2 separate regions of the Homo sapiens genome follow, and region 1 is linked to region 2. Evidence: read pairs that join two places in POLR2A ChIA-PET (ENCODE). Cell type or tissue: PC-3. All regions are shown on one strand. Links, peaks and the distances in the headings refer to the core of each region. The heading gives the core; the rest is flanking DNA. Region 1 has its middle 41 kb from the start of SNORA38B. Region 2 overlaps PITPNC1 (phosphatidylinositol transfer protein cytoplasmic 1).

Evidence for each region. Peaks named below come from ENCODE experiments on the same cell type or tissue, not always from the same donor. Only the 100,000 strongest peaks of a DNase experiment are listed, where the experiment ranks them.
Region 1: POLR2A ChIA-PET joins it to region 2 with 27 read pairs; 2 of 35 experiments call an interaction of 5 or more read pairs at or near these places.

Annotation. Positions count from the first base shown.
Region 1 is chr17:67,779,395-67,783,789 of GRCh38, forward strand. No RefSeq gene overlaps it. Among named protein-coding and RNA genes, the nearest start is that of SNORA38B, 41 kb to the left of the region's middle. In PC-3, for the core only: no CTCF peak of the experiment used is centred there; no DNase peak of the experiment used is centred there.
Region 2 is chr17:67,479,868-67,484,262 of GRCh38, forward strand. All of the region lies in intron 1 of PITPNC1 (phosphatidylinositol transfer protein cytoplasmic 1), which reads left to right. Among named protein-coding and RNA genes, the nearest start is that of MIR548D2, 10 kb to the left of the region's middle. In PC-3, for the core only: no CTCF peak of the experiment used is centred there; a DNase peak (open chromatin) is centred at 2,194; H3K27ac peaks cover 3,627 bases.

The DNA.
Region 1 (4,395 bases), core at 73-4,072, 300 kb after region 2:
TCCCAGACCATGATGACGTCCATCTGTGCTGCTGCCAAGTTAAACCAGAGTGTTCTGGTTAACCTGGATTTGACCTTGGAGTTCTGGCCTCTGATTTGCCTTCCCTAGGACTCCATGTGCTCACTCTGCGTACAGATATTCTTGATGCATTTGCTAGTCTGATTTTGGACTTCAAATGTCTTGGTGTTTTTTGTTTGCTTTTTTCTTTTTTCCAGACAGATTCTCATTCTGTCGCCCAGGCTGGAGTACAGAGGTGTGATCTTAGCTCACTGCAACCTCTGCCTCCCCGGTTCAAGCAATTATCCTGCCTCAGCCTCCCAAGTGCTGGGACCACAGGCACATGCCACCATAGCTGGCTAATTCTTTGTATTTTTTGTAGAGATGGGGTTTTGTCATGTTGCCCAGGTTGGTCTCGAACTCCTGAGCTCAAGCAATCTGCCTGCCTCAGCCTCCCAAAGTGTTGGGATTATAGGTGTGAGCCACCACACCTGGCCTTTATTTATATTTATTTAATTACATTTAAAAATTTTAAAGAATTGATGCTACAATTCACAAATTTCTTCTTCGTCAGGGAAACCTCAGTTCTGAAGACTTTTCTACTGGCTGAATGAGGTCCATCCAGATTATTATTTTTGGGGGAAAGGGAGTAGCACAGGGTCTCACTCTGTCACCCAGGCTGGAGTGCAGTGGCGCCATCTCAGCTCACTTCAACCTCTGCCTCCCAGGCTCAAGTGATTCTCCCACCTCAGCCTCCCAAGTAGCTGGGACTACAGGCACACACCACCACACCCGGCTAATTTTTGTATTTTTTTTTGGTAGAGATGGGAGTGTGCCATGTTGCCCAAGTTGGTCTCAAACTCCTGGGCTCAAGCGATCCTCCTGCCTTGGCCTCCCAAAGTGCTGGGATTATAGGTGTGACCCACCTCGCCCTGCCTCCACCCAGATTATTGAGGATAATTTCCTTTACTTAAACTCAATTGATAGTAGATGCTAATCACATCTACAAAATACCTTCTAGGCCAGACACAGTGGCTCACGCCTGTAATCCCAGCACTTTGGGAGGTGGGTGGATCACCTGAGGTCAGGAGTTCGAGACCAGCCTGGCCAACATAGTGAAACACCGTCTCTACTAAAAATAAAAAATTAGCTGGATGTGGTGGCATGCACCTGTAGTCTCAGCTACTCGGGAGACTGAGGCAGGAGAATCACTTGAACCCAGGAGGCAGAGGTTGCAGTGATCACACCACTGTACTCCAGCCTGGGCGACAGAGTGAGACTCTGTCTCAAAAAAAAAAAAAAAAAAAAAAAAAAAAAACAAACTTCTAGCAACACCTAGATTAGTTTTGACTGAATAATGAGGTACTATAGCATCGCCAACATGGCAGAGGGCACTGGGCACTACCCATGTTGATGAACAGAAGGCCAAAGCAGCACTCCATTCTCAGGCAAACTCAATGGGCTGAAGCCATGCTATCTTCCCTGGTGTGTTCTCATAGAAGCAGGAAGCAAGGCCACTCTCCCGACTTTACCAACATCCTTTTCCACATGGACAAAGTGAAAGGGAAAATCATTGCTTCTGGGCCTATATCTTATAAAGTTCAAATTGAAAACAGCTCTAGTCAAATGCAGTGGCTCACGCCTATAATCCCAGCACTTTGGGAGGCCAAGGCAGGAGGATTGCTTATGCCAGGAGTTTGAGACCAGCCTGGGCAACATATCAAGACCCTGTTTCTATAAAAAAATTCAAACATTAGTGAGGTGGGGTGGTGCAAGCCTGTAGTCCCAGCTATTTAGGGGGCTAAGGCAGGAGGATCACTTGACACCAGAAGGTGGAGGCTGCAGTGAGCTCCGATCATACCACTATACTGCAGCCTGGGCAACAGAGTGAGACCTGTCTCTAAAAAACGTTATATATGTAAAAAGAAGAAAGCTTTCTAGATTTTATTCATATTTAGCCTAGGGACTGAGACAGCTCAGGCCAGGGACATTGTGTTCCAGATGGCTGGGTTAGAAACTAGACCAGTAGGCCAGGCATGGTGGCTCACACCTGTAATCCCAGCACTTTGGGAGGCCAAGGTGGGTGGATCACTTCAGGTCAGGAGTTCGAGACTAGCCTGCCAACATGGTGAAACCCTGTCTCTACTAAAAATACAAAAATTAGCCAGCCATGGTGGCCAGCGCCTGTAATCCCAGCTATTCAGGAGGCTGAGGCAGGATAATTACTTGAACCCGGGAGGCAGAGGTTGCAGTGAGCCGAGATCGTGCTACTGCACTCCAGCCTGGGTAACAAAGCAAGACTCCATCTCAAAAAAAAAAGAAAAGAAAATGAAACGGCTGGGCGCGGTGGCTCACGCCTGTAATCCCAGCACTTTGGGAGGCTGAGGCCGGTGGATCACGAGGTCCGGAAATCGAGACCATCCTGGCTAACACGGTGAAACTCCATCTCTACTAAAAATACAAAAACTTAGCCGGGCGTGGCGGCGGGCGCCTGTGGTTCCAGCTACTCGGGAGGCTGAGGCAGGAGAACGGCGTGAACCCGGTAGGCGGAGCTTGCAGTGAGTCGCGATCACGCCACTGCACTCCAGCCTGGGCGACAGAGCCAGACTCCGTCTCAAAAAAAAAAAAAAAGAAAAAGAAACTAGACTGGTAAGAGGGACAGGCACCACCCCTATACTCCATCACCTGGGGCTTATTATTGTGCCAAATTTGTCTGCCTGAAGCCGTCTTCCCTTAGGATGCATTATTTCCCAGGGGCTTACACCCATAATCCTAGCACTTGGGGAGGATGAAGAGGGTGATCACTTGAGGCCAGGAGTTCGAGACCAGCCTGGGCAACACAGTGAGACGCCCCCCATCTCTACAAAAAAAATACAGAAAATTAGCTGGGCATGGTGGTGGTATACACCTATAGTCCCAGCTACTTGGAAGGCTGAAGTTGAAGGATAGGCTGAGCCTGGGAGATTGAGGCTGCCAGTGAGCTGTCATTGCACCTCTGCACTCCAACCTTGGCAACAGAGTGAGACCTTGGCTCAAAGTAAATAAATAAAGATGTATAATTAAGAGCTTGTGAACAGATACATCTCTCACATATAATTATTTGTTTTTCTGAAAGGAAGTCCAAGAAACTGTTTGCCTTTAAAAAAAGGGAAAGGTCGTATGGACAAAAGATTTTACTTTTCTTTTTTTTCTTTCTTTTTTTTGTTTTTAGACAGAGTCTTGCTCTGTCTCCAGGCTGGAATGCAGTGGCGCGATCTCAGCTCACTGCAACCTCCAGCTCTGTGATTCAAGCAATTCTCCTGCCTCAGCTTCCCAAGTAGCTGGGATTACAGGCATGCTCCACCATGCCCAGCTAATTTTTGTATTTTTAGTAGAGACGGGGTTTCACCATGTTGGCCAGGATGGTCTTGATCTCCTGACCTCGTGATCCGCCTGCCTCGACCTCCCAAAGTGCTGGGATTAAAGGCATGAGCCATCATGCCCGGCCAAGATTTTTTCACTTAGCTTTTATTTGTAATTTTGGATTTCCAAATCTATCTATCTATAAATATATATATATAAAAATATATATATAATTTTGTCGAGTATCAACCAAGATGCCCTAACACAATTTAACGTAGTTTAATTAATTTCACATATCTAACTCACTTTATTTTACTTATTTATCTGTTTCTGTGACTGTCCCTCTGTCATCCAGGCTGGAGTGCAGTGGCGTGATCTCGGCTCACTGCAACCTCCACCTCCTAGGTTCGAGCAATTCTCCTGCCTCAGACTTCCAGATAGCTGGGATTACAGGTACACCCCACCATGCCCGGCTAATTTTTTTTATTATTTTTGGTAGATACCAGGTTTCACCATGTTGGCCAAGCTGGTCTTAAGTGATCCATTCTCATTGGCCTCCCAAAGTGCTGGGATTACAGGCGTGAGCCACCATGTCCAGCCCACTTAACTCACTTTAATTTAGTACTTAACTATATTTGAAATGCTTGTGATAACTCTCCATGAAGGAAAAGTAAGATATGTAAGAATTGGGAGGAAAAAAGTACATATATCACTTTTGGCAGTCAATATATTTATATTCTGGAAAATCAAGCTAAAAATAACTTGAGTTTGCCATGGGATTAGCAAGATTTCAGGTTGTAAGAGTCAACTGAATTAATACAAACTAGACTGAGCATGGTGACTCATGCCTATAACCCCAGCACTTTGGGAAGCTGAGGCTTTTTTTTTTTTTTTTTTTTTGAGGCGGAGTCTCGCTCTATCACCCATGCTGGAGTGCAGTGGCGTGATCTCAGCTGACTACAACCTCTGCCTCCTGGGTTCAAGCAACTCTCCTGCCTCAGCCTCCTGAGTAGCTGGGATACAGATGCATGACACCATACCTGGCTAATTTTTTTT
Region 2 (4,395 bases), core at 95-4,094:
CCTCAGTACTTTTCTTTAATTAATACTGTTTATGCTCACTGATGAATAATTCAGAGTTGTACAAGCAACAGATGTCAGCGGATTCAAAATGACTTTCCCTGAATTATTTATTATTTCCAAAAAAGTAACAGGTTTGTTGAACAAGTAATTGGCAACACAGATGTAGATCAAGGTTTGTCAGCAGGCAACAAGTTTCACTACTGTTTCCCCTTTTGTGCATGTTGATAACCAGGATGGCATTGTCTAGGAGCGGGGGTCTGCCTGATACCACTGCTTAGGGAGTCATTGACCCATCCTGTTGCTGACTTGGAGAGCTGGAACCTTAGTTGGTTTCCAGGTTGTCTAACGATGAAACATGAATGGAAATTCATCCAAAAATGTAATTAATGAATGTAGGCTTGTAAATATCTCGCAGACAGAATGACTTAATACAGGTGCCCAGAAAGAGGGAACATCTTTGTTTGCAGGGATATGTTAAGAATAGAGACCTAGAAGAAAAATAATTTGACAGATATGTAAAGGTTTATGTATAAGAATGTTCTCTGCAGTGCTGTTTATGACAGAATTTTTGCAAGGAGACAACTCAACGTCCAACAATGAAAGACTGGTTAGATAAATTCTGGTAGATCCAAGCAGTGAAATATTATATCACCACTGTAATGATATATATGTATTTTTGATCTGGAAAAATGTCAACATATTAAATAAAAGATGATATTAAGTGAGAGAGTCTATAAACCGATATGGCTTATTTCTGTAGGAAAATACATGTATGTATTTTTTTTTGTAGGCATAGGGAAAAGTCTAGAAGGAACTACCCCAAAATATTAATAGTGGTTATTTAGGGGTAGTAGGATCCAGCATGACTTTTCTTCTGTCTCACATATTTTGCCATCATTTTCACTGTAAGTATGCTTATGTTATGAATCTCAGTTAATACGACTTTCTTTCTCATAGAATGCCATACCTCTTCTTGGAACAAAGCACACATGGGTAGAAGGCTAAGCTGCTGTAACAAGAGATCCAACAACATTGTGACTTAAAGAAATAAATCTCAGGCTGGGTACTGTGGCTCATGCCTGTAATCCCAGCAATTTGGGAGGCTGAGGTGGGCGGAGCACCTGACATCAGGAGTTCGAGACCAGCCTGGCCAGCATGGCAAAACCCCATCTCTACAAAAAATACAAAAATTAGCTGGGCGCAGTGGTGCACGCCTGTAACCCCAGCTACTTAGGAGGCTGAGGCAGGAGAATCCCTTGAACCCAGGAGGCGGAGGTTGCAGTGCGCTGAGATCGTGCCACTGCACCTCCAGCCTAGGCGACAGAGCGAGACCTGGCCTGCCTTGTTATCTTCTAAAGAGCCAAGTCTGGGTGCTGTCGTGAGAAGGAAACATGGGTATGGAAGAGGCACAACTTGCCGTCTCAAGGCCCTGGTCCAAAAGTGGCCCATATCACTCCTGCTCCCAGCCCTTAGCAGGGACATAGGCACATGGCCATACTCCACTGCCAGCTGCAAAGCAGGCTGGGAACAAAATCCTTACAGGCATTTATGTGACCAGCAATAGCTCTGTGCTATGGAGAAAAGAGAAAAGGAATTTTGCTGGGACAGCTTTCGGTCTCTGCTAAATTTATTGATTGATTTTCAAATTTTTTTTAGATATGAGGTCTTGCTTTGTTGCCCAGGTAGGTCTTGAACTCCTGGGCTCAAGCGATTCCCCCACCTTGGCCTCCCAAAGTGGGATTACAGGCATGAGCTACCATGCCCAGCTGCTACTAAATTTATTACCCGTAAAATAAAAATAAAAATAAATTTAAAAAGGAAGTTGAGTTTTGATTCGATGTCTTCAGAGGGCATTTCCTTTTGGAATTAATCATACAGAAGATGTATACTCTGAAGCAATTTGAAGATTTAAAAAAAAAAAAAGGAAAGGTATAAAATGTGGACACTGCCTTCCAGGGATTTACAGTCTGATTGAGAAACCGGACCAATAACAATTCGAAGTAGTATATGCAAAAGGCCAGAGAGTGTTCAGATAAGTGCAGAGGAGCAAATTGGCTAGGGTCATGGAATAAGGCTTAGATAAATTGAAAGGCTTGCAATTCTGCTTTGTTGAGCTACCAGGATTACTTGTACTTTTGGAAGAAATAAAACTATTTGTGTTTTGTGACATTTTAGGGTAGCGTGACCTCCCCTTACAACACAGAGGAACTGAATCATATTTTCCTACTGACTGACTAACAGTAATTTAAGACTCTAATTGGTCTTCCGTTAGCTGTCATTTATTGTAATTCTTTGTGAAATGCACATGATCTTTAACATAAAATATCTTGGAAGAGCTACAACTTAAAGGAAACTTGACTTGATAATGTAAAAATTATCTTTTAAATAATTTTTTAAATATATGGTTTTAAAGCTTTTTAATATGGTTATCTTGAGTAGGGTATTTCTAGGCTTATTTGGAAGGCAAACCAAAAAGCATAGAGAGTTTTTTTTCCTCCCTTGGATAGAAATTTTTCTGTCTTTAATAGATTAATGGTAATCATATAACACATTACCTCCTTCACAATAAGATCAAATTTTGCAAATCTTTTGCCTTGAATCAGATTCTTCAACTCTGGAGTTTAGGTTAGTAGAACCCAAAAATATGTTGTTTTATGCACAAAGCCTCGCAAAGTCAAGTGGTAGATTTTGACCTCTTCTTTAACCTACCCTGAATGTAGTCCCTTAAAACATGATGGAATCCACATTTGGTATTTCCCTGCTATTTCATGAGATGCAACAAAATGTTTCAAGGGAGACAGTAGGAACCATTTGGTGCTTTGGTGATCTTTTCAGGAAAATCTGGTTTCGGAAGCCCCATAAGGCGAGAATTATTGCAAATAAGGCCCAGATTTGAAAATTGCTGTTTTGCAAATTGTGCTTATTCTAGGAATAATGATTTCTACAGCTGGGAAGAACTTTAAAAATTGGGTGAACCAGTTGCCTGCTTTGACAGATGAGGTACTGCAATGCAGAGAGGTCAAGCTAGTTGCTGGGGTCACCTAGCTCATTTGTGACAAAACTAGGAACCGTGGGTCTGACTCAGTCCTCTGCCCTGCCGCCCTGTACCACAGTAGGCCTCTCTATATTATGCCGCTTGGTAGTCACCCACCTTGCTTCCTACCATCAAAAGGAACTTCTGGTAGAAACTCCTTTCACAGCCTCCTGATCTGCAGGAGTGATGAATTTAGCCTGGGATGAACTGGGAGTGGCAGAGCCATCTTTAAACCCCAGGTCCTTTCTGGATGCTTTGTTTGCAGAAGAGCTGCAGAGATCATGAGGGACATTTCTTGATTCATATTAATCAGAAACTCATTTGGGGCAGAATTTGAACTTGTAGCCAATTTTATAAGGAAGTTTCACAGCTAAAACCTCTCTGTGTTGTAAAAGGAGGTCATACTACCCTAAAATGTCACAAAACATTTTACTTCTTCCAAAAGTACAAGTAATCCTGGTATCCAGATAAAGAAGTTTTAATTTGTTTTTATTGGTTTACCTTGCCTCAGAGTTCTGAGTGTTGGATTTTCACTGTGACAACAAAAATAAAATATTTCCTGCTTATTGTAAAGCGGTCAAAGAGCTGAAAAGCAATACCATCTTTTAGAATGCATTTCTTACCCTTCTTTGATCAACATTAAGATGCGTTGCCACTCTGGGGTATGATTCTGGTTTGATCGTTGCAGTGTTTTGGAAAATGTTTGATGGCCTATAGGTTTATTGATTTCAAAGACTGTAAATCCATCTGCCCATCTATCCATCATTCACCCTCCTATCTGAGAGCAGTGTGGGAAGCTTCTACTGAAGTACCAATAACTTGGATTGGTAGCCTTCAAGCCCTGGGGGGACTTGGTAATTCCACACTTAAGTTTTTCTACCTGAAAAACATATAGCTCTTAAATTTCAAAATACAGCTTCGTTTATGCCTGAAGAGGAGAAGTTTCATAACGCAGCCAGCACTGTTGGTTGTCATGCAATAACCATTCTCCCTTCACCCTTGCTAACGTTTTCTTTCTTTTTTTTTTTTTTTTTGAGGTGGAGTTTTGCTCTTGTTGCCCAGGCTGGAGTGCCGTGGCATGATCTTGGCTCACTGCAACCTCCACCTCCCAGGTTCAAGCGATTCTCCTGCCTCAGCCTCCCAAGTAGCTGGCATTACAGGCATGTACCACCATGCCTGGCTTATTTTGTATTTTTAGTAGAGACGGGGTTTCTCCATGTTGGTTAGGCTGGTCTCGAACTCCCCACCTCAGATGATCCGCCTGCCTTGGCCTCCCAAATTACTGGGATTACAGGGGCGAGCCTCCACACCCAGCCTGTTAATAACGCTTTTCTTCATTCCATTTTCTTGCCTGTGAGATG